3 separate regions of the Homo sapiens genome follow, and all the other regions are linked to region 1. Evidence: read pairs that join two places in POLR2A ChIA-PET (ENCODE). Cell type or tissue: OCI-LY7. All regions are shown on one strand. Links, peaks and the distances in the headings refer to the core of each region. The heading gives the core; the rest is flanking DNA.

Region 1 (5,000 bases), core at 1-5,000:
GGTGCCTGTAGTCCCAGCTACTCGGGAGGCAGAGGCAAGAGAATTGCTTGAATCTGGGAGGCAGAGGTTGCAGTGAGCAGAGATCATACCACTGCACTCCAGCCTGGGCAATAGAGGGAGACTCCTTCTCAAAAACAAAAAACACAAAACAAAACAAAAAAGAAAAAGAAAAAATTGAGTATCTCTACAAAGTAAACCCCCTCCATGGTTCTGAACCTTCAACAAAGCCTGCTGCTCACCTATGTGCCTTAAACGACCAATTTTGAGGAAACCACAGCAGGGCAGAACTCCATACCTGGGCTTTCCTGGAGGTGAAAGCAGAGAACAGATGCCAAAGGTGAAGCACTGTGAGACTGAGTCCACCAAGCAGGGACTTGGAGCCAGGGCAACGCTGAGACTAGAAGCCTTTGGAAATTCACAGACATTTAAGCAAAGGTGTGGGCCTATTCTAGAATGTGGCGAGGAGGCTGGAGTCTATTTTAGTTAACCACATCGAATAAGGTTATAAAAACTTTATATTAGGATTTTCATTGGTTCACTTGCAAATTCAGGCTCTCAACCCATTTCCCCTTAAGGTCTTAAGGTCACTAACTCAAGATTCTCTCCTGGTAGGGTTTTTTGCTTGAGTTTTGTTTTTGTTTTTTAGGAGAACAGCCCTCTTGGCTAGGGAGGGAATGCAGTATATGTTGAAAATTCGGGGCGATCTTGGTTTTAAGGTGTTAAAGGGCAAGAAGAGAGTGGTGTAGAAACAGACTTCCTTGAGGTAATTTTAATTTGTCTTCCTTCCCCAGCCCCAGGGTTGGGGGGAGCATAAAAGGTCTAGAATGATCTTTATCCTTTCTCCTTTTTCTTCCTCCTTTTCTCTTTTCTCACTTCTCCCCTCTTCACCACTTCCTTCAAGATCCAAATTAAGTAGACAAAGGTGAGGAAGCCACCCCAATTTTAAAGTTTCAAACCCTAAAAGAAAGCCAATTGTCGGCCAGGCACTGTGGCTCACGTCTGTAATCCTAGCACTTTGGGAGGCCGAGGCAGGTGGATCACTTGAGTCACTTGAGGTCAGGAGTTTGAAACCAGCCTGGCCAACATGGTGAAACCCGTCTCTACTAAAAATACAAAAAAAAAAAAAAAAAAAAAAATTAGCTAGGTGTGGTGGCACATGCCTGTAATCCCAGCTACTCAGGAGGCTGAGGCAGGAGAATTGCTTGAACCTGGAGCGGAGGTTGTAGTGAGCCGAGATCGTGCCACTGCCCTCCAGCTTGGGTGACGGAGCAAGACTCTGTCTCAAAAAAAAAAAAAAAAAAAAGAAAGCCAGTTGTCTTTGCTCCCATGTTTGAAACGTGGCCTGCCTCAGGGACTCCTTAGTGCAGGAGATGTTTTAGAGATAAACTTATTTTCTATCCTAACCCTTGGCTCCTTTCTTATCAGAAAAGAAAGACAACATGAAACATGTCTTTGGTCCTAAGGCTTTGGAACCTTGTGAGGTTCCAGTGTCTTAATAGAAAGCCTTTCTCTCCTTTACTTCTCATCTTAGGGTAATTTTGATCTTTTGGTGATCCCAGCGCTGCTCAATACCTGGCAAATAGATGAAGGCTTGAATATTTTTCACACTCCTTCCATCAGAAGGATCTCATAAGCTTCTCAGTACCAACGAGGGCAGCCAAATCAAACAAATGCCCACTTTAGAGGAAAAAGATTTGGGCGTGGTGCTCTTAAATTGGGTTAATGTGTATAAAGTGAACCAACTATATGTTAAGTGCCTACCATGCACCATGCACCATGTGAGGTATCTAATATCTATTTATCTCTCATTTAACAACTCGTAGCAATCTGGCATGAACAACCATGCAGTTTGCCTAGGACCGATCTGGTTTTAGCACTGAAAGTCCTTCCTCCCTCATCCTGGGACAAGTCTCAGTCCTGGGCAGACTGAAACAATTGGCCACCCTGCAACAATCTTTCACTCTCCAGATGAGAATACTGAGACTCCAGGGTCTACACACCCCAGTTGGGCTTGACTGACCTTGTTTCTCTTAAACTGGCTCCAGTTCTTATTAGCAGCCTAGAAAAGTGGAAGTGCAACCACATTTCTAAAGCTGCTTCTAATCCTCTTTCTCCTAATGGCCTCTCAAGAGGTTTTCACAGCCAGAAAACACATTTTTTCCCCCCAGGGTAGAAACCCTGGCTCCTACTGACTTTCACCACAGCTTGATGATTCTATTCATCATATGAGTTCTGCTTCAGTCAAAATTGATTGGCTACTAAGTATTGACTTCCTAAATTATTAATATATTCACATTGGGGGAAGGTGTGGTAAGGAGGGAGAGAGAGAAAATAAATAAACCAACTGCTATGGCCTATTATTTCCTACCTATCTATTCCTTTCAACATGAGGCAATTTGGCTACTTGAAAGGACATCATTATCAGCCAGGGTCCAATATGGTGACTGACCAATGACATCTTATAAAGGAAAGCAATGTAGTGAAAGGGCAAGCACAGTCTTTGGAGTCAATAGATCTGTTTTTATTTCCCACATTCACTGATTAACATCTGCATTATGCTACATCTCTTTGAATCTTAGTTTCACAATCTGAAGATGGGGATAATAATATCTCCCTTTTACTGTTGGTGTGAGGATTAATTGAGAAGATGTAATTCCAGATTTCAAGCTATATTACAAAGCTATAGTAATCTAAACAGTATGGTACTGGCATTAAGACAGGCACGTGGACCAAGGGAATATAATAGAAAGCACAGAAACATGCACACATACATGGTCAACTAGTATCTGACAAGAGTGGTAAGAATACACAAGGTGAAAAGATTAGTCTCTCCAATAAATGGTGTTGAGAAGACTGGATATCCACGTGCAGAAGAATAAAATTGGACCCCATCTTATGCCACTGACAAAAAATTAACTTGAAATGGATTAAAGGCTTAAATGTAAGACCTCAAAACATAAAAGTGCTAAAGGAAAACAGGAGAAAAGTTGTTTAACATTGGTCTTGGCAGTGATTTCTTTTGGATATGGCACCAAAAGCACAGGTAACAAAAGCAAAAATAAACTAGTGCAACAATATCATATGAAAAGGCTTCTGCATGGCAAAGGAAACAATCAACAAAATGAAAAGGCAACCCACAGAATGGGAGAAAAGATTTGCAAGCCATATATCTGATAAGGGCTTCATACCCAAAATATATAAGGAACTCATACAACTCAATAGCAAAAAGAAAAAAATCCTATTTTTAAATGGGCAAAGGAAGCCAGATACAGTGGCATGTGCCTGTTGTCCCAGTGCCTCAGGAAGCTGAGGCAAGAGGATAGCTTGATACCAGGAGTTCAAGTCCAGCCTGGGCAACACAGTGAGACCCTTAAAAAAAGGCCAAGGATCTGAATAGATGTTTTTCTAAAGAAGACATATGATATGGTTTGGCTGTGTCACCACCCAAATCTCATCTTGAATTGTAGCTCCTATAATCCCCATGTGTCATGGGAGGGACCTGGTGGCAGGTAATTTAATCATGAGGGTGGGTTTTTCCCATGTTCTCATGATAGTGAATAAATCTCGCCAGGCGCAGTGGCTCATGCCTGTAATCCCAGCACTTTGGGAGGCCGAGGAAGGCAGATCACCTGAGGCTGGGAGTTCAAGACCAGCCTGACCAACATGGAGAAACCCCATCTCTACTAAAAACACAAAAATTAGCTGGGTGTGGTGGTGCATGCATGTAATCCCAGATACTCGGGAGGCTGAGACAGGAGAATTGCTTGAACCCGGGAGGCAGAGGTTGCGGTGAGCTGAGATTGCGCCATTGCACTCCATCCTGGGCAATAAGAGCGAAACTCCATCTCAATAAATAAATAAATTTCATGAGACCTGATGGTTTTATAAAGAGCAGTTCCCCTGCACATTCTCTCTTGCGTGCTGCCATGTAAAACATGCCTTTGCTCCTCCTTCACCTTCTGCCGTGATTGTGAGCCCTCCCCAACCATGTGGAACTGTGAGTCCATCAAGCCTCTTTTTCTTTATAAATTACCCAGTCTCAGTTATGTCTTTGTTAGCAGCGTGAGAATGGACTAATACAACAAAGAAATAGCCAATAGGTATATGAAAAAGTGCTCACCATCACTAATCATCAGGGAAATGCAAATTAAAACCAAAACCATAGTGAGATGTCACCCCATACCTGTTAGAATGGCTACAAAAAGCAAAAGATAACTAGTATGGGCAAGAAAGTGGAGAAAAGGGAACACTTGTGCACTGTTGGTGGGAATGTAAATTGGTACAGCCATTATGGAAAATAATATGGAAGTTCCTCAAAACATAAAAGTAGAACTAGTATATGATCCAACAACCCCATCTCTGGGTATACACCCAAAGGAAGCCAAATCAGTATCTTGAAAAGATACCCACGTGCCCATGTTCACTGCAGCATTATTCACAATAGCCAAAACAGAAACAACCTGCATGTCCACTGACAGATGAAGGGATAAAGAAAATGTGGCATATACAAATATATACAATGGAATATTATTCAGCCATAAAAAAGAAGGAAATTCTGCCATTTGTTTCAACATGGAAGAACCGGGAGGGCATGACGCTAAGTGAAATAAGCCAGAACTATTGCATGTTCTCATTTATATGTGGAATCTGAAAAAGTTGAACTCATAGAAACAGAGGGCAGAACAGTGTTTACCAGGGGTCGGATGTGGAAGATGGGGAGATGTTGGTCAAAGATAAAAATATTCCAGGGATCTAATGTACTGCATGGTGACTATAGTTAATAATACTGTATTGCATACTTGAAATTTGCTTAGAGAGATCTTAAGTGTTCTTACCATACACTCGCACAAAGGTAACTATGAGTGGTGATGAAGGTGTTAACCAATTTGATTGTGGTAATCATCTCACAATGTGTATGTATATCAAATCATGTTTTATACCTTAAACATGTATAATTTTGTCAATTATACTTCAATAAAGCTAGAAAAGAGAAATGTATG
Region 2 (8,432 bases), core at 1-5,000, 850 kb before region 1:
TGGACCAGCTGACCAGAAGACTGAGATACCAGCAGTACAGTCTAGTTCTTACCCACAGAGGGAGAAGCCTAGTGTTTTGTACCCACAGGTGTTATCAGACAGTCATCTACCTGAAGAGAGTCTGAAAGTTTCAGCCTTCCCTGGACCAGCTGACCAGATGACTGACACACCAGCAGTACCGTCTACTTTCTACTCACAAAGAGAGAAGCCTGGTATTTTCTACCAACAGACCTTGCCAGAGAGTCATCTGCCTAAAGAGGCTCTGAAAATTTCAGTAGCTCCTGGACTAGCAGACCAGAAGACTGGCACACCAACTGTAACCTCAACTTCCTACTCACAACATAGAGAAAAGCCCAGCATTTTCCACCAGCAGGCCTTGCCAGGTACTCATATACCTGAAGAGGCTCAGAAAGTTTCAGCTGTTACTGGACCAGGTAACCAGAAGACTTGGATACCAAGAGTACTTTCTACCTTCTACTCACAAAGAGAGAAACCTGGTATTTTCTATCAACAGACCTTGCCAGGTAGTCACATACCTGAAGAGGCACAGAAAGTTTCACCTGTTCTTGGACCAGCTGACCAGAAGACTGGGACACCAACTCCAACCTCTGCTTCTTACTCACACACAGAGAAGCCTGGTATTTTCTACCAACAGGTCTTGCCAGATAATCATCCAACTGAAGAGGCTCTGAAAATTTCAGTTGCCTCTGAACCAGTTGACCAGACAACTGGCACACCAGCTGTAACCTCTACTTCCTACTCACAATATAGAGAGAAGCCCAGCATTTTCTACCAACAGTCGTTGCCAAGTAGTCATCTAACTGAAGAGGCTAAGAATGTTTCAGCGGTTCCTGGACCAGCTGACCAGAAGACTGTGATACCAATTTTACCCTCTACTTTCTACTCACACACAGAGAAGCCTGGTGTTTTCTACCAACAGGTCTTGCCACATAGTCATCCAACTGAAGAGGCTCTGAAAATTTCAGTTGCCTCTGAACCAGTTGACCAGACAACTGGCACACCAACTGTAACCTCTACTTCTTACTCACAACATACAGAGAAGCCGAGTATTTTCTACCAACAGTCGTTGCCAGGTAGTCATCTAACTGAAGAGGCTAAGAACGTTTCAGCGGTTCCTGGACCAGGTGACCGGAAGACTGGGATACCAACTTTACCCTCTACTTTCTACTCACACACAGAGAAGCCTGGTAGTTTCTACCAACAGGTCTTGCCACATAGTCATCTACCTGAAGAGGCTTTGGAAGTTTCAGTTGCTCCTGGACCAGTTGACCAGACGATTGGCACACCAACTGTAACCTCCCCTTCCAGCTCATTTGGAGAGAAGCCCATTGTTATCTACAAACAGGCCTTTCCAGAGGGTCATCTACCTGAAGAGTCTCTGAAAGTTTCAGTTGCTCCTGGACCAGTTGGCCAGACAACTGGCGCACCAACTATAACCTCTCCTTCCTACTCACAACATAGAGCAAAGTCTGGCAGTTTCTACCAACTGGCATTGCTAGGTAGTCAAATACCTGAAGAGGCTCTCAGAGTTTCTTCTGCTCCTGGACCAGCTGACCAGACAACTGGCATACCAACCATAACCTCTACTTCCTACTCATTTGGAGAGAAGCCGATTGTTAACTACAAACAGGCCTTTCCAGATGGTCATCTACCTGAAGAGGCTCTGAAAGTTTCCATTGTTTCTGGACCTACTGAAAAAAAGACTGACATACCAGCAGGACCTTTAGGTTCCAGTGCACTTGGAGAGAAGCCCATTACTTTCTACCGGCAGGCTCTGCTAGACAGTCCTCTAAATAAAGAGGTTGTGAAAGTTTCAGCTGCTCCTGGACCAGCTGACCAGAAGACTGAGACATTACCAGTACATTCTACTAGCTACTCAAATAGGGGGAAGCCTGTCATTTTCTACCAGCAGACCCTATCAGACAGTCATTTACCTGAAGAAGCTCTGAAAGTTCCACCTGTTCCTGGACCAGATGCCCAGAAGACTGAGACACCATCAGTATCCTCTAGTTTATACTCATATAGAGAGAAGCCCATTGTCTTCTACCAACAGGCCCTGCCAGACAGTGAGCTAACTCAAGAAGCTCTGAAAGTTTCAGCTGTTCCTCAACCAGCTGACCAGAAGACTGGGTTATCTACTGTAACTTCCTCTTTCTATTCACATACAGAGAAGCCTAATATTTCTTACCAGCAAGAGTTGCCAGATAGTCATCTAACTGAAGAGGCTCTGAAAGTTTCAAATGTTCCTGGACCAGCTGACCAGAAGACTGGGGTATCAACAGTAACCTCTACTTCCTACTCACACAGAGAGAAGCCCATTGTTTCCTACCAGCGAGAGTTGCCGCATTTTACTGAAGCAGGTTTGAAAATTTTAAGAGTTCCTGGACCAGCTGACCAGAAGACTGGAATAAACATCCTGCCCTCTAATTCCTACCCACAGAGAGAGCACTCTGTCATTTCTTATGAGCAGGAGTTGCCAGATCTTACTGAAGTAACTTTGAAAGCAATAGGGGTTCCTGGGCCTGCTGACCAGAAGACTGGGATACAAATAGCATCCTCTAGTTCCTACTCAAATAGAGAGAAGGCCAGTATTTTTCATCAGCAGGAGTTGCCAGATGTTACTGAAGAAGCTTTAAATGTTTTTGTTGTTCCTGGACAAGGTGACCGGAAGACTGAGATACCAACAGTACCTTTAAGTTACTACTCACGTAGAGAGAAGCCCAGTGTTATCTCTCAACAGGAGTTGCCAGACAGTCATCTCACAGAAGAGGCTCTGAAAGTTTCACCTGTTTCTATACCAGCAGAGCAGAAGACTGGGATACCAATAGGACTGTCTAGTTCCTACTCACATTCACATAAAGAGAAACTCAAGATTTCAACTGTGCATATACCAGATGACCAGAAAACTGAGTTTCCAGCAGCTACCCTTAGTTCCTACTCACAAATAGAGAAGCCCAAGATTTCAACTGTGATTGGACCAAATGACCAGAAGACTCCATCCCAGACAGCTTTTCATAGTTCCTATTCTCAAACAGTAAAGCCCAATATTTTATTTCAACAGCAGTTGCCAGATAGAGATCAAAGTAAAGGTATTCTAAAGATTTCAGCTGTCCCTGAACTAACTGATGTGAATACTGGAAAACCAGTATCTCTCTCTAGTTCTTATTTTCACAGAGAGAAATCGAATATTTTCAGTCCACAGGAATTGCCAGGTAGTCATGTAACTGAAGATGTGCTGAAGGTTTCAACAATTCCTGGACCAGCTGGCCAGAAAACAGTATTACCAACAGCTCTTCCTAGTTCCTTTTCACATCGAGAGAAACCAGATATTTTCTATCAAAAGGATTTGCCAGATAGACATCTAACTGAAGATGCTCTAAAGATCTCAAGTGCTCTTGGGCAAGCTGATCAAATTACCGGATTACAAACAGTTCCCTCTGGTACTTACTCACATGGTGAGAATCACAAGCTTGTTTCAGAACATGTCCAAAGGCTAATAGATAATTTGAATTCTTCTGACTCCAGTGTTAGCTCAAATAATGTGCTTTTAAATTCTCAGGCTGATGACAGAGTTGTAATAAATAAACCAGAATCTGCAGGTTTTAGAGATGTTGGCTCTGAAGAAATCCAGGATGCAGAAAATAGTGCTAAAACTCTTAAGGAAATTCGGACACTTTTGATGGAGGCAGAAAATATGGCACTGAAACGATGCAATTTTCCTGCTCCCCTTGCCCGTTTCAGAGATATTAGTGATATTTCATTTATACAATCTAAGAAGGTGGTTTGCTTCAAAGAACCCTCTTCCACGGGTGTATCTAATGGTGATTTGCTTCACAGACAGCCATTCACAGAGGAAAGCCCAAGCAGCAGGTGCATACAGAAGGATATTGGCACACAGACGAATTTGAAATGCCGGAGAGGCATTGAAAATTGGGAGTTTATTAGTTCAACTACAGTTAGAAGTCCTCTACAGGAAGCAGAGAGCAAAGTCAGTATGGCATTAGAAGAAACTCTTAGGCAATATCAAGCAGCCAAATCTGTAATGAGGTCTGAACCTGAAGGGTGTAGTGGAACCATTGGGAATAAAATTATTATCCCTATGATGACTGTCATAAAAAGTGATTCAAGTAGTGATGCCAGTGATGGAAATGGTTCCTGCTCGTGGGACAGTAATTTACCAGAGTCTTTGGAATCAGTTTCTGATGTTCTTCTAAACTTCTTTCCATATGTTTCACCCAAGACAAGTATAACAGATAGCAGGGAGGAAGAGGGTGTGTCAGAGAGTGAGGATGGTGGTGGTAGCAGTGTAGATTCACTGGCTGCACATGTGAAAAACCTTCTGCAATGTGAATCCTCACTGAATCATGCTAAAGAAATACTCAGAAATGCAGAGGAAGAGGAAAGCCGGGTACGAGCACATGGTAAGAAGAAAGTTTCAGGCTTATAAACGTTATAGTTTAATAATGTGTTTAAAGTTAGATATTTATGTTTTGAGGAAGCTTAGCCAATGAAAAATACAAGCAAGATCAAGAAAAAAAATGAAGTTAGATATTTGGAGTTCTAAATGTATTTTCCAATAGAATTGTTAGAATGACTATATTTCTTCTAACAATCCATAAAAAGCCTATTTAACCAATAATGTAGTTAAGTTACAGTATTAATAGTACCAGCCTGAGTTTACGTTCTTGTTCTTAGGAGAAGTAGATTCTGATGTATGACAGAGAGTAAAGAGGTCGCTTGGGCTCCTGAGCTCCTAAAGCTATCACGTTTCTCTAATCCTCCCATTATAGTATCCTTATTCTGAAGGCAGAAAGAGCCTCCAATTTGCTGTGCTCTAAATTGCTTTTTGTCCTAAAACTACATATATTTTCTCTTTCCCTTTTCTAATAGAACTCTTGGTGTTGATCTCAGACATTTGAAAAAAAAATCAATGTATTTTATACTAAAACTTGGGTTAGAGGTTTAAAAGAGAATATTTACAAATCTCATTAATTTCTAATAGAATTCCATTAAAAACAAAAATCTGTAAGACAATATGGGGAATATATTTTGGGAGGCAATTTAAAAGCAATTTAGGCCTACCTAGAAATCGTCCCTTGAGGTTAACTTCCTACGCTGTTCCCTGCACATTTTTATTCTACAAAAAAACCTCCAAGTTGTATTTATTACTTTTAAATATCAGCTGTCATGGAATTATGAGTAATTGTAGCAGGAACTAAAGGGAGAGGTAAAGAAACTCATGATTAAAAGGAGGATTAAGATAAATATGATTGATTACCCGATTTAAAGTGGCTTTTTTGTAGAATTATCTATAGAGCATGACTTAAGAAAATCAGACTTTGCAGTGAAAGGATCTCTGTCAAGAATTTCTAATAGGTTGTCATAATTGAGAAGAAGACATACTAAGCATTGCAGTGGGTATTAAATTGCATATATTGATGATCTTCTGTGTTGCAATTGTTGACAAATTATCACTTTTGCATTGTATTATCTCAAGTGTATGCTTTCTCTCCAGCCTGGAATATGAAGTTCAATTTAGCACATGATTGTGGATACTCCATTTCAGAATTAAATGAAGATGACAGGAGGAAAGTAGAAGAGATCAAGGCAGAGTTATTTGGTCATGGAAGAACAACTGACTTGTCCAAGGTATAAAAGAAATCTGGAAATGAAGAAAGTAAATATGAAAGAATGGGTGATGGAATTAGGATCTCTTACTTGGGCATCAGTTGAGTTGCTGATAATATTTGGCTAAAGCCTTTTTTGGTTTTGTTTTTGAGACAGTCTTGCTCTGTTGCCCAGGCTGAAGTGCAGCAGTGCAATCACAGGTCACTGCAGCCCTGAACTCTTAGACTCAAGGAATCCTCCCACCTCAGCCTCTCAGGTAGCTGGGACCACATGTGTGTACCGCCCTGCTCGGCTAATTTTTAAATTTTTGGCAGAGACAGGGTCTCTACGTTGCCCAGGCTGGTCTTGAACGCTTGGATTCAAGCGATCCTCTTGCCTTGGCCTCCCAAAATGCTGGGATTACAGGCATGAGCCACTGTGCCTAGGCAGGCATCTTAATTTTTCAAAAGTTAAGATATAAGTATTAGATTCTTACAGTCTAGATATGTTGTTTTTATTGATTCCAAATTCATATTTTGAAAAATTTATCTTCTTAGAAAAATAAGAACTGATTTGCTTGTTTTATCAATTTTTTTTTTAAGAACAGAGAAGACTAAATGTCACCCTTATTTTCTCTTGAAAGTGGTATCTTGAAATCCAGCTATTTTCAAATGTTTATTTTAAATACTTGAGTACACAGCTATAATAGCTTATGTATAAATGGCTTTCATTTTAATAGTACATATTTTCCTTCTATTAACTATTTCATATGTAGAAAAGAGCATATATGAATCATTTATGTAAAGAATAGCAGCAAGTAAAAATAATTCCCATATATTTACTATCGAGCTTGAGAAATAGAACATTACCAAATACTGTTGAAGTTCTTTGTTTCTCCTTTCCCAGTCATATCTTTTTTATTTCTTATTTTGATATATAATGATTTTCCTTCTCTTCAGTATGGTTTTGAACTCTAAGATGGAATCAATATGATACATATTCTTTTGAGAACTAGGTGTTTCACACAGTGTTAGGGTTTTGAGCTGCTTCTATGTAGATGTGCAGAGTTTTCATTTGTTCCTTATTACTGTACAGTATTCCAGTGTGTGATTACATGATAATTTATTCTTTCTCCTGTGGATAAGGCATTTTGTCTGCTATTTTGCATAGTAATAGGGTATAATAATGCCTATCGTAGAGGGTTTTGGTGTGGATTATGTGAGATAATGCCTATAAAATGCTTAGTAGAACGTGTGATGTCTAGTTAGTACTCAGTAACTGGCAGCTATTATTACTATTATTAATCCTGAAAGAATTGATATAGCTATCATGCAAGGATTTCATGGCCTGATTCATACAAAGTTTCTTAGAAAACTATTCTCCAGTGATATAGTTTATTTGGATTATCTCAATTTTGGAAAAGTTTGAAAAGTACAAATTAGATTGGATTTTAGGTTTTACGTATATGCTTGTGAAAAACAAAATTGACAAAATAATAAGAATAATAAAATGGGCAATTGGTTGTCTTAGCACCATTTGTATATATGCTGCCAAAGTGAGCACTATCCTAGCATCATTTGTTTAAAATTACATAGTTTTCTCAGTGATCTGTGTTTCCCTATTTTTAAAAATTATTTTCTTGCGTTCATATTTCCAGATCCCTCAGCAAGCAAGTTGCCTTCCTTTGGGTAGACTCTGGTTTGTCTGTGTTTTTCTTAAAATAAGGTGTCCTGAATTAGATGAAACACAATTTCACTTCTGATCTGACCAGCATGAAGTATATTCAGTAATTCTCTTTCTGTCAATGTACTGTGAGATCTTTAATGGTCACAGCATAATTGGGCATTAAAAAAAACCATGTACTGCTTTCAAAACTTAAAGCTGTAGGAAAAAAGCAAAGCAAAACAAACCAAACAAAAACCATGAACTGCTGCCAAGATTCCTATTCTCATTTCTTGTATCTATATAATACTTTTTTAAAAATCTTCTTATTTTTGAGACAGAGTCTCACTTTATTGCCCAGGCTGGACTGCAGTGGCATGATCTTGGCTCACTGCAACTTCTACATCCCAGGTTCAAGTGATTCTCCTGCCTCAGCCTCCCGGGTAGCTGGGATTACAGCTGTGTGAGTGGCGCATGACACCACATCCAGCTGATCTTTGTATTTTTAGTAGAGATGGGGTTTCACTATGTTGGCCAGGCTGGTCTTGAACTCCTGACCTCAAGTGATCCGCCTGCCTCGGCCTCCCAAAATGCTGGGATTACAGGCCATTACGCCTCGCCCTATGTAATACTTTTTAACTCTCCTGTATTTCTTTTTATTGCTTTTATATCAGTGTTCAAGCCTATTGGAATGATTTTTAATCAAATTTGATCATTTATTTTATTAAAATATCCCTTTCAGCTTTGTGCCATTTATATATTTGATAAGTATTTTTATCCAAATTAGCAATAAAAATGTTTACTAAGGGCTATGGATAAAAAGTCTAAAACTTTTGGCTGGGCGCGGTGGCTCATGCCTGTAATCCTAGCACTTTGGGAAGCCAAGGTGGGTGGATCACTTGAGGTCAGGAGTTCGAGACCAGCCTGGCCGACGTGGTGAAACCCCGTCTCTACTAAAAATACAAAAATTACCTGGGTGTCATGGTGCATGCCTGTAATCCTAGCTACTCGGGAAGCTGAGGCAGGAGAATTGCTTGAACCTGGGAGGTGGAGATTGTAGTGAGCCGAAGATTGTGCCAGTGCACTCCAGCCTAGGCGACAGAGGGAGACTTTGTCTCAAAAAAAAAAAAAAAAAAAAGGTC
Region 3 (8,432 bases), core at 1,712-6,711, 520 kb before region 1:
TCACATGTCTACATATATGAAGGATGGCTTTCATTGCTGAATATTCTTTTATGTATGTGGCTTATTTTTGAACTTTATGCTCTGTTCCTTCAATCTGTCTGGCTACTCAGGTGCCAGCAATGTACTTTTTAAAAAATAGACTAGTTTGGCTGGGTGCGGTGGCTCAAGCCTGTAATCCCAGCACTTTGGGAGGCCGAGGCAGGAGGATCACGAGGTCAGGAGATCGAGACCATCCTGGCTAACACGGTGAAACCCCATCTCTACTAAAAACACAAAAAAATTAGCCAGGCGTGGTGGCAGGCGCCGGTAGTTCCAGCTACTCAGGAGGCAGAGGCAGGAGAATGGCGTGAACCCAGGAGGCAGAGCTTGCAGTGAACCAAGATCACACCACTGCACTCCAGCCTGGGCGACAAGCGAGACACCATCTCAAAAAAAAAAAAAAAAAAATAGACTAGTTTTCAGAGCAGTTTTAGGTTCACAGCAAAACTGAGCCAAAAGGACAGATAGTTCCCACATGTACTTTGCCTTCCCCAACCCACCCAGACTCCCCCACTATCCACATTCCATACCAGTGTGGTCCATTTGTTACAAATGAAGAACCAACTCTGACACATCGTTATCACCAAAGTCTAGAGGTTAGGTATGCGTGATTCATTCTATGTTATGCATTGTATGTACATATTATGTTATATATATTTTGCCACAAAAAAAATGAGAGAAAGAACTAAGTTCAAGTTTTGATTCTTCCTTTTCTGAGCCTGTTTGATTATCTACAAAATTATTTATTAGATGTAACCATCTATTCTCTGAGCTTAGTGCAGAATAAGCACTCAGTAAGAGATATTAGTACTACTGCTACTTCATCAGCACAGGATTGTTGTGAAATGTGTTAATATACGTGAAGCCCTTTTATAGGTTTTGATCAATATATAACATGTATCCACCCTTAGAGTATCACACAGAATAGTTTCACTTCCCTAAAAATTCCCTGTGTCTCCAACACCTTCTTTTTGGAGACAGGGTCTTGCTCTGTTGCCCAGGCTGGAGTACAGTGGCATGATCATGGCTCACTGCAGCCTTGACCTCCTGGGTTCAATCGATCCTCCCACTTCAGCCTCCTGAGCAGCTGAGACTACAAGCACACGCCACCGCGCCTGGTTAATTTTTGTATTTTTTGTAGAGACACGGTTTCAGTGTTGCCCAGGCTGGTCTAAAACTCCTGGACTCAAGCGATACACCCACCTTGCCTCCCAAAGTACTGGATTACAAACATGATCCAACAGGCCTGGCCTGAAATGACTCATTTTTAAGCCCAGACATGCAGAGAAGCTGACACAGCAGTTGAAAAAGGAAATCTGATCTATAAGTCACAAATTAAGTAAATTCCCAAAACGTTTCAAGTAGGCTTCTCCTGATACTAATCTGAGCTATGCTGGGGAAGTCTAATAAGAAAGACATGGAATCTAGAAAACAATTATTTGTCTTCACCTTCTCATCTTTTTTATGGCTGTCAAAAGCTTTCCCCTCCTATCCCTCCTATTCCTTTCCTAGTTTAAACAAAAATACAATCTTCAGATTTTCCCCACTGAAATCCTGACCTTGATGATCCGGGGGATATTTCTGATTGTGACCATGGAAGGAAAGGAGTCCCACTGGCATTCAGTGGGTAAGGGTTACAAATTCTAAACAACTTGCCAAATTCAGGACAGTCCTACAAATGTGTCCCACATCCTGAATGGCTTTTGGATGTCCTATTCAAGATTAATATAGATAAAAAGCTGTTCATATTTAGCTTGGCCTCAGAACCTAACTCCATTTCACAAATAAACACAAAGTATTTTTTGTACAATACTAATATATATTGAATTTTCCAGGATAATAATCACCTTATCAACCAAATGAAGATTATACTTTGTTATATTTGGAAATCTATTACAGAAACTCCTACCACTAAAGCAATACAACCCACCTAGATCAGTCTACATTTGTAATTCTTGAATTCATGGCGCAGGCAACTATTACTCTATGTCTTTTAATGTAGTCATGTCCAAACATTTATATATTGAAATAAATATTATTTTATTATAAATTACTTTTATTTTATTTTTTATATTATAGTTAGGGTGTTAATTGGTATTTTTGTTTAAAATATGAAGTAGGTTGTATGTACCTATGAACTTCATTTCAGGATAGTAAAGGGGTCATTACAAAGTATTTGCTATAAAAAGAGAAAATGGAATGTGATAGAGTGGAGAGCAGTGTTCTGCATGGTGAACTCAGATGCCTGAAAGAATACTGAATTAACTTTTGCTTACCTTTTGCAAAGGAACTTTGAAAGCAATGAAACGAGTCCCAGGCATCCGCTGTCCAACTGGGAGATAGTCTTTCCACCTATTAGATATATTTTTTGTTAGCCAAATTGTATGTTAGCCTTGTTTCCTTGCACAAAATAAGACTTTTTGAAAATGGGAATCATAGCCCGCACAACATGTCCTCTCTCCTCTCTGCTTTGCATTTCGCCACTCCACTTATTAAACCCCACCAAGTAACGACCTATACCGTCCTTCTCTCCTGTTTCCCCATCATAAAAACGAACACAAGCCAACACAACAGTACAACTCAAATAAGGCCTATATAAAACCGGAGATACCCAGAACTTCTGTATCCCTGTTAAACTTGGCCCAGTACCAGATACTAAAGTGCCATTAATACAAACATATTCACTGAAATAATTTAAATTCAATTATTTCACTTCACGCTTTTAGTTTTCATACGACTGATGCCATAAAGTTCAATTAGTAGGAAACTTCAAGTTCATATTTTAAGAGAAAACCTGCTAGAAGAGGGACTGTGAACTTCACTTAATAATGCTAGGAACTGGCCGGGCGCGGTGGCTCACGTCTGTTAATCCCGGCAATTTGGGAGGCTGAGGCAGGTGGATCACCTGAGGTCAGGAGTTCGAGACCAGCCTGACCCACATGGTGAAACCCCATCTCTACTAAAAATACAAAAAAAATTAGCCGGGTGTGGTGGCGGGCGCCTGTAATCCCAGCAACTTGGGCGGCTGAGGGAGGAGAATCGCTTGAATCCGGGAGGCGGAGGTTGCAGTGAGCCGAGATTGGACCATTGCACTCCAGCCTGGCGGAGAAGAGCAAAAATCCATCCCAAAAACAAAAACAAAAAAACGGATTGGAAGAAAACAAACAGGAGATTCACTAATTAGAACCCCACTGCAATAAGTCAGGCAAGACCTGTATTAGGGTACTGACAGAAAGTGACAGTCAAAAGATAGTAGATAAAATGAAGAGGATTTATTGAGGTATGAGATGGTGGAGGATGGTCTCAAGGAGTAAAAACAGTTCAATGCACCTACGTGCAAAGTCTCAAAATTAATCATTTGTACGTATAAAGGAGTTATCTTTCAAATGAGGCCTGTTAGGAAGTAACAAAGTATGCTCTTTGTGATTTCTGGAAACAATACAAACCAACTTTCCATGTGAGATCTCAGGGCGCTACTACTGCTGGGTTCCTAACTCAAACCATTACACTTTCCGTGCCAACGTAACAAGGAATTGAGGAGGTTCCATTTTGGGAATTAAGGAGTGTCCCCAACAGTAACAGTCCCACCTTAAAGCAATCCTTCCGTATTTTACCTAAGAGCAATGGCCAGAACCTCCCTTTTACAAGAATATGGAGAAATCACAGGACATCACAGACATCGCCCCTTTCAGCTACAGCGGGTGGCGCAGAGGGTCAAAGCCTCAAAGCAAGCGGCGGACAAGTCAAGCTTGCGATGGCAACGGCGAGAGGCAGAGACCACAAACGATGAAGCCCAGACCCAGAAGCCACGAGCTGGAAAGGCCACGCCAAGGGACCAAGACATACTACCTTTCGGGGATGTGGTTTCCGCCCTTCTTCTTGGCTGAGGAGCGTCCTGAAAAGTCGCGTCTCCGGCCCCAGCCACTGCGGGGATGATGCCACTGGCTCATGTGGGTCCCAAGAAGCCGCCCACCCAATGCCAAGTCGGCCAAAAGCGCCAGTCCGGCGCCCTCAATGCCAGGATAAGACCCTAAACAGGAAAAGACTCGGCAGCCACCTACGCCGCGCTCCAGCGTCTCGCTATTGCGCATGTGCCACCGCCGGTCGTGATGGCGTAGCCACGCTGGCTTACTGAGACTCCTGATCTGTAAACAGGACTTTGGTGGCTACAGCGCCCTCTTTAGCCAGAGGCCAGTAGCACAGGTCAATAAGGGCGTGTATGCACCCTTCAGAATTCAAACAGTGAGGCACAGGGAAGTCCCTCTGCCCGATCCGCCCCACGCCCCGGTTCCTTGTGTGTTCTTCTAGATATTTACCAGCGCTTACATTCACATTTTGCATATTTTGTATACATATTTACTTTCACATATATGTATATCCTCTATTTTTATACAAAAGGAGTAACTGTACATATTCTACAGTATACCTTAAACACTGATTATCCCAGTCAATTTATGCATACATAGATTCTATTTTTAATGGCTATAGGCAATTTACTTGCTTATGAGTAACATAATTAAAAGTACCATAACGTATTTAGCCAGTTCAATATTAATGGACCTTTAGTTGTTTTCAGGTTCTTTTCAAATCTTGTTACAGACAATGCTGCAATGTGAACATCCTTATACATATATACAACTATATCTAAATTCCTAGAAGTAGAATGTCTGGAATGAAACACATACAAACTTAAAATTTGGAAAGATACTACCTAATTACCCTCCAAAAATAATGTAGAAACATACACTCCCATCAAAGCCAAACTTTTATTGGGTTCCTATCACATACCAGGTATCATGCTAGAGGTGGACAGAATGTATTTAAGTTTTAGCAAATACAAAAAATAACTGAGAGTGGAGCTCAAGTCCAAGGTTTCCACACAGTCTCAAGCATAAAGATCTGTACCCGTTAGAAAAACGTTCAATTCTGCTAAAAGTGGAACTACAAAGGACAGCATACCCTATAGCAGCTTTGAAAATAGAATAGAGTACTAAATTCCAGATTAAACTGTAAGTAATTATGATTGCAGACTTTTTTTTTTTTTTTTTGAGACCCAGTCTCACTCTGCCACCAGGCTGGAGTGCAGTGGTGCCATCTCAGCTCACTGCAACCTCCGCCTCCCGGGTTCAAGCAATTCTCCCTGCCTCAACCTCCTGAGTAGCTGGGACTACAGGTGCATGCCACGACTCCCAGCCAATTTTTTGTATTTTAGTAGAGACAGGGTTTCTCCATGTTGGCCAGGATGGTCTCGATGTCTTGACCTCATGATCAGCACTCCTCGACCTCCGAAAGTGCTGGGATTACAGGCTTGAGCCACCGCACCTGGCCAATGGCAGATTTTTGAAAGTAATTTTTACTTCTTAGTTTCTAATTTATGAAAGTAACTTACATATATTTTTAGTAATCTTTGCAACCATTTCAGAGCTGGGTAAACCAAGGATAAGAAAGGTCAGAGCTATTGAATAAATGAATATTAATAAAGCTAGACTGCTAGCTTTATTAACATTTTTGAGACAGTACTTTTCCAACCAGTTTTAAATACATAAACATTTACAATTCTGAAAATTTCCACATCATTAAAAATGTGTCAATATTCATAAATTGTTCATTGGAAAAAGAAAAAGACAGGATAGCAGAACATAACAAACCTACAATTAGGAACATTTAATTATTTGTTGTTGTTGTTGTTGAGATGGAGTCTCTCTCTGTCACCCAGGCTAGAGTGCAGTGGCGCGATCTCAGCTCACTGCAACCTCTGCCTCCTGGGTTCAAGCAATTCTCCTGCCTCAGCCTCTTGAGTAGCTGCGACTACAGGCGTGTGCCACCATGCCCGGCTAATTTTTGTATTTTTAGTAAAGACAAGGTTTCACCAAGTTGGCCAGGCTGGTCTTGAACTCCTGACCTCAAGTCATCTGCTCTCTTCGGCCTCCCAAAGTGCTGGGATGACAGGCGTGAGCCCCTGCGCCCAGCCCACATTCAAATTTGACATTAAATTGTAAAATATTGTGGCCGGGCATGGTGGCTCATGCCTGTAATTCCAGCACTTTGGGAGGCCGAGGCGGGCAGGTCACTTGAGGTCAGGAGTTAGAGATCAACCTGGCCAACATGGTAAAATCCTATCTCTACTAAAAATACAGAAATTAGCTGGGCGTGGTGGCTCATACCTGTAGTCCAGGGTACTTGGGAGGCTGAGGCAGGAGAATGGCTTGAACATGGGAGGCGGAGGTTGCAGTGAGCCAAGATTGTGCCATTGCACTCCAGCCTGGGCAACAGAGCGAGACTCTGTATCACGAAATAAATAAATAAATAATACAATGTTTTTCTGAAATGCATGAAAAATTCCAATAGGTGTATAGTAGCCCAAAACTACAAATGTTACAAATGTCTATAGACATGACAAGATACAAAACGTGACATAAATCTTTCAGAAGCTAGAAAAGCTGTATTGGGCTTACACTTTCAATTTGCTAAAAGACACAACATTGGGGTGAGAACAAACTCAGTTATAGTTGACACAAGAAAATCCAGACCTAGGCGGAATAGGGTTCCTAGAAAGTAACCAGACATACTAATGAATAACATAAATGAGGTAATATGACATAAAACATAATGGAAAAAGAATATTATGATTATTTTCTTCAGTGTACAGAAGTAATGGAAGTTCTGGACTAGCTACATAAAAAATATTAAATTCTATGTTCTATTAATACAAAATAAGTGTGTCGAATTGTTTGTCACATAAACCAAAAAATCCACACAAATCTCTTTTTCCCTGTACCCTCAACTTGCCTGTTTCCTATTCTCCACTAAATGCTTAAATTCTTCATTTTGCCTAGCCCTTGCACCCAAGCATGGCTGACAGGATATCCCAAAGGCCCAAGATTCTATAGTGGCTGTTTGCAAGAGAGAGGAGGCTAAAAGTAACTGCCATACTGGATCCCCTTATGTGAGAAGAAAGAAAGTATCCTGAATGCTTCTCACGTATAAAAGAGCAGGATGGCAGGGTGTCTGTGTGGCCCAAGGAGCCAGAGGTAGCAAACCATGGGCAAAAGAAATGTGACCAAAGGCTAGAAGAGGGAAGGTCTGCAGTCAGCCTTGTCTTCTACCTCTCTGGTGTTTGCTTCTCATAAGCAGAGTCCGTATTCCAAACATCCGGACACTGAAAAGAAGACTCCTGCTCTGGAAGTTGACAAGAAGGAATATCCACAAATGTAAAAATGCAAGATCAAGGCTTGGCCCAGAAACGATGCCTAAAATCAAGGGGTTAAAAAAAGGAGAGCAGAAGAGAGATCCAAGTCCAACCTGGCCCAGCCCAAAGAAGGTAGGATTCAAGGAGAAGAAACTAAAAGAGAAGAGCCTTGGACCACATCCTTTCCTACAATGGGCAGTCAACGAACTTTGCCGTTCAACCAAGTTACAAAAGAAGGCTCTTTAATCCCTTCTTTGGCCCTTAAAAGCGGCAGCAGGGCCGGGCGCCGTGGCTCCCGCCTGTAATCCCAGCACTTTGGGAGGCAGGGGAAGACCGATCACGAGGTCAGGTGATCGAGATCATCCTGGCTAACAGGGTGAAACCCCGTCTCTACCAAAAATACAAAAAATTAGCCAGGCGAAGTGGCAGGACTCAGGAGGCTGAGTCAGGAGAATGGCATGAACCTGGGAGGTGGAGCTTGCAGTGAGCCGAGGTCACGCCACTGCACTCCAGCCTGGGCGACAGAGCCAGACTCCATCTCACAAAAAATACAATAAAATTAAAAAGCAGCAGTAAATTCATTAATCAGATTCACTGAAATAGTTTTAGAACAACTGTAATTGCTCAACTTAAACATCCCTTTCCTTTCTCCCCAAGGATATTGTGTATGTACTATATAATTATAAATGCATACTATTACATATTATGAAATGTAACATATAAAATATAAATGTTAGTTAATTATATTAGTGAACATTTATGAGAAACATTGAGATGATCTCCCTAACATGAGAGCCTGGGGGAAAGTGGGACTATCATGTCTGTCTTGCAGATTTCACCTCCCCAGAGCTCAGCCACTTAGTGCTGTTACACCTTTCCTACCACCTCTGCCAGCCAATCCTGTCTTGTGGGGAATCTGACCTCCCTATTGGCTATCGCAGACCTTTAAACTGCCTGCTTTGTGACATCATTCTCCCACCAAACCGACCACCACCTGGTAGCATCTTGGGGTTTCCTGGGCGTGGCCTGTAAATTTGTATCATCACAAGGGGCCAGTGACCAGTAACCAGTGACCAGTGGCCTTCATACTGGACACATGCACTGGTTGGCTTCAGCCACCCAGACATCCGCTAGTATCGTCTCTTCTTCCCTTCTATCTGCAGTTGATGTTTCTTCTTCTCTGACCATGTCAGGTAAAGAGAGA

What was found. ChIA-PET counts read pairs that join two places held together with the same protein. Peaks named below come from ENCODE experiments on the same cell type or tissue, not always from the same donor. Only the 100,000 strongest peaks of a DNase experiment are listed, where the experiment ranks them.
Region 2: POLR2A ChIA-PET joins it to region 1 with 5 read pairs; 1 of 35 experiments calls an interaction of 5 or more read pairs at or near these places.
Region 3: POLR2A ChIA-PET joins it to region 1 with 8 read pairs; 1 of 35 experiments calls an interaction of 5 or more read pairs at or near these places.

The regions. Positions count from the first base shown.
Region 1 is chr2:74,295,504-74,300,503 of GRCh38, forward strand. All of the region lies in intron 7 of SLC4A5 (solute carrier family 4 member 5), which reads right to left. Among named protein-coding and RNA genes, the nearest start is that of SLC4A5, 45 kb to the right of the region's middle. In OCI-LY7, for the core only: no CTCF peak of the experiment used is centred there; a DNase peak (open chromatin) is centred at 2,078; H3K27ac peaks cover 1,340 bases.
Region 2 is chr2:73,449,626-73,458,057 of GRCh38, forward strand. It overlaps ALMS1 (ALMS1 centrosome and basal body associated protein), which reads left to right. Exons shown (of 23, transcript NM_001378454.1): 8 at 1-4,442; 9 at 5,537-5,670. It overlaps ALMS1-IT1 (ALMS1 intronic transcript 1), which reads left to right and starts at 7,478. Exons shown (of 2, transcript NR_046762.1): 1 at 7,478-7,701; 2 at 8,316-8,432. In OCI-LY7, for the core only: no CTCF peak of the experiment used is centred there; a DNase peak (open chromatin) is centred at 2,126.
Region 3 is chr2:73,775,986-73,784,417 of GRCh38, forward strand. It overlaps DUSP11 (dual specificity phosphatase 11), which reads right to left and starts at 4,118. Exons shown (of 9, transcript NM_003584.3): 1 at 3,889-4,118; 2 at 2,316-2,391. The coding sequence starts at 3,989. C2orf78 (chromosome 2 open reading frame 78) reads left to right here and starts at 8,198. Exons shown (of 3, transcript NM_001080474.3): 1 at 8,198-8,421. The coding sequence starts at 8,325. RefSeq lists enhancers at 3,610-3,759, 3,890-3,939, 4,020-4,089. In OCI-LY7, for the core only: a CTCF peak has its summit at 4,223; a DNase peak (open chromatin) is centred at 4,166; H3K4me3 peaks cover 1,942 bases; H3K27ac peaks cover 737 bases.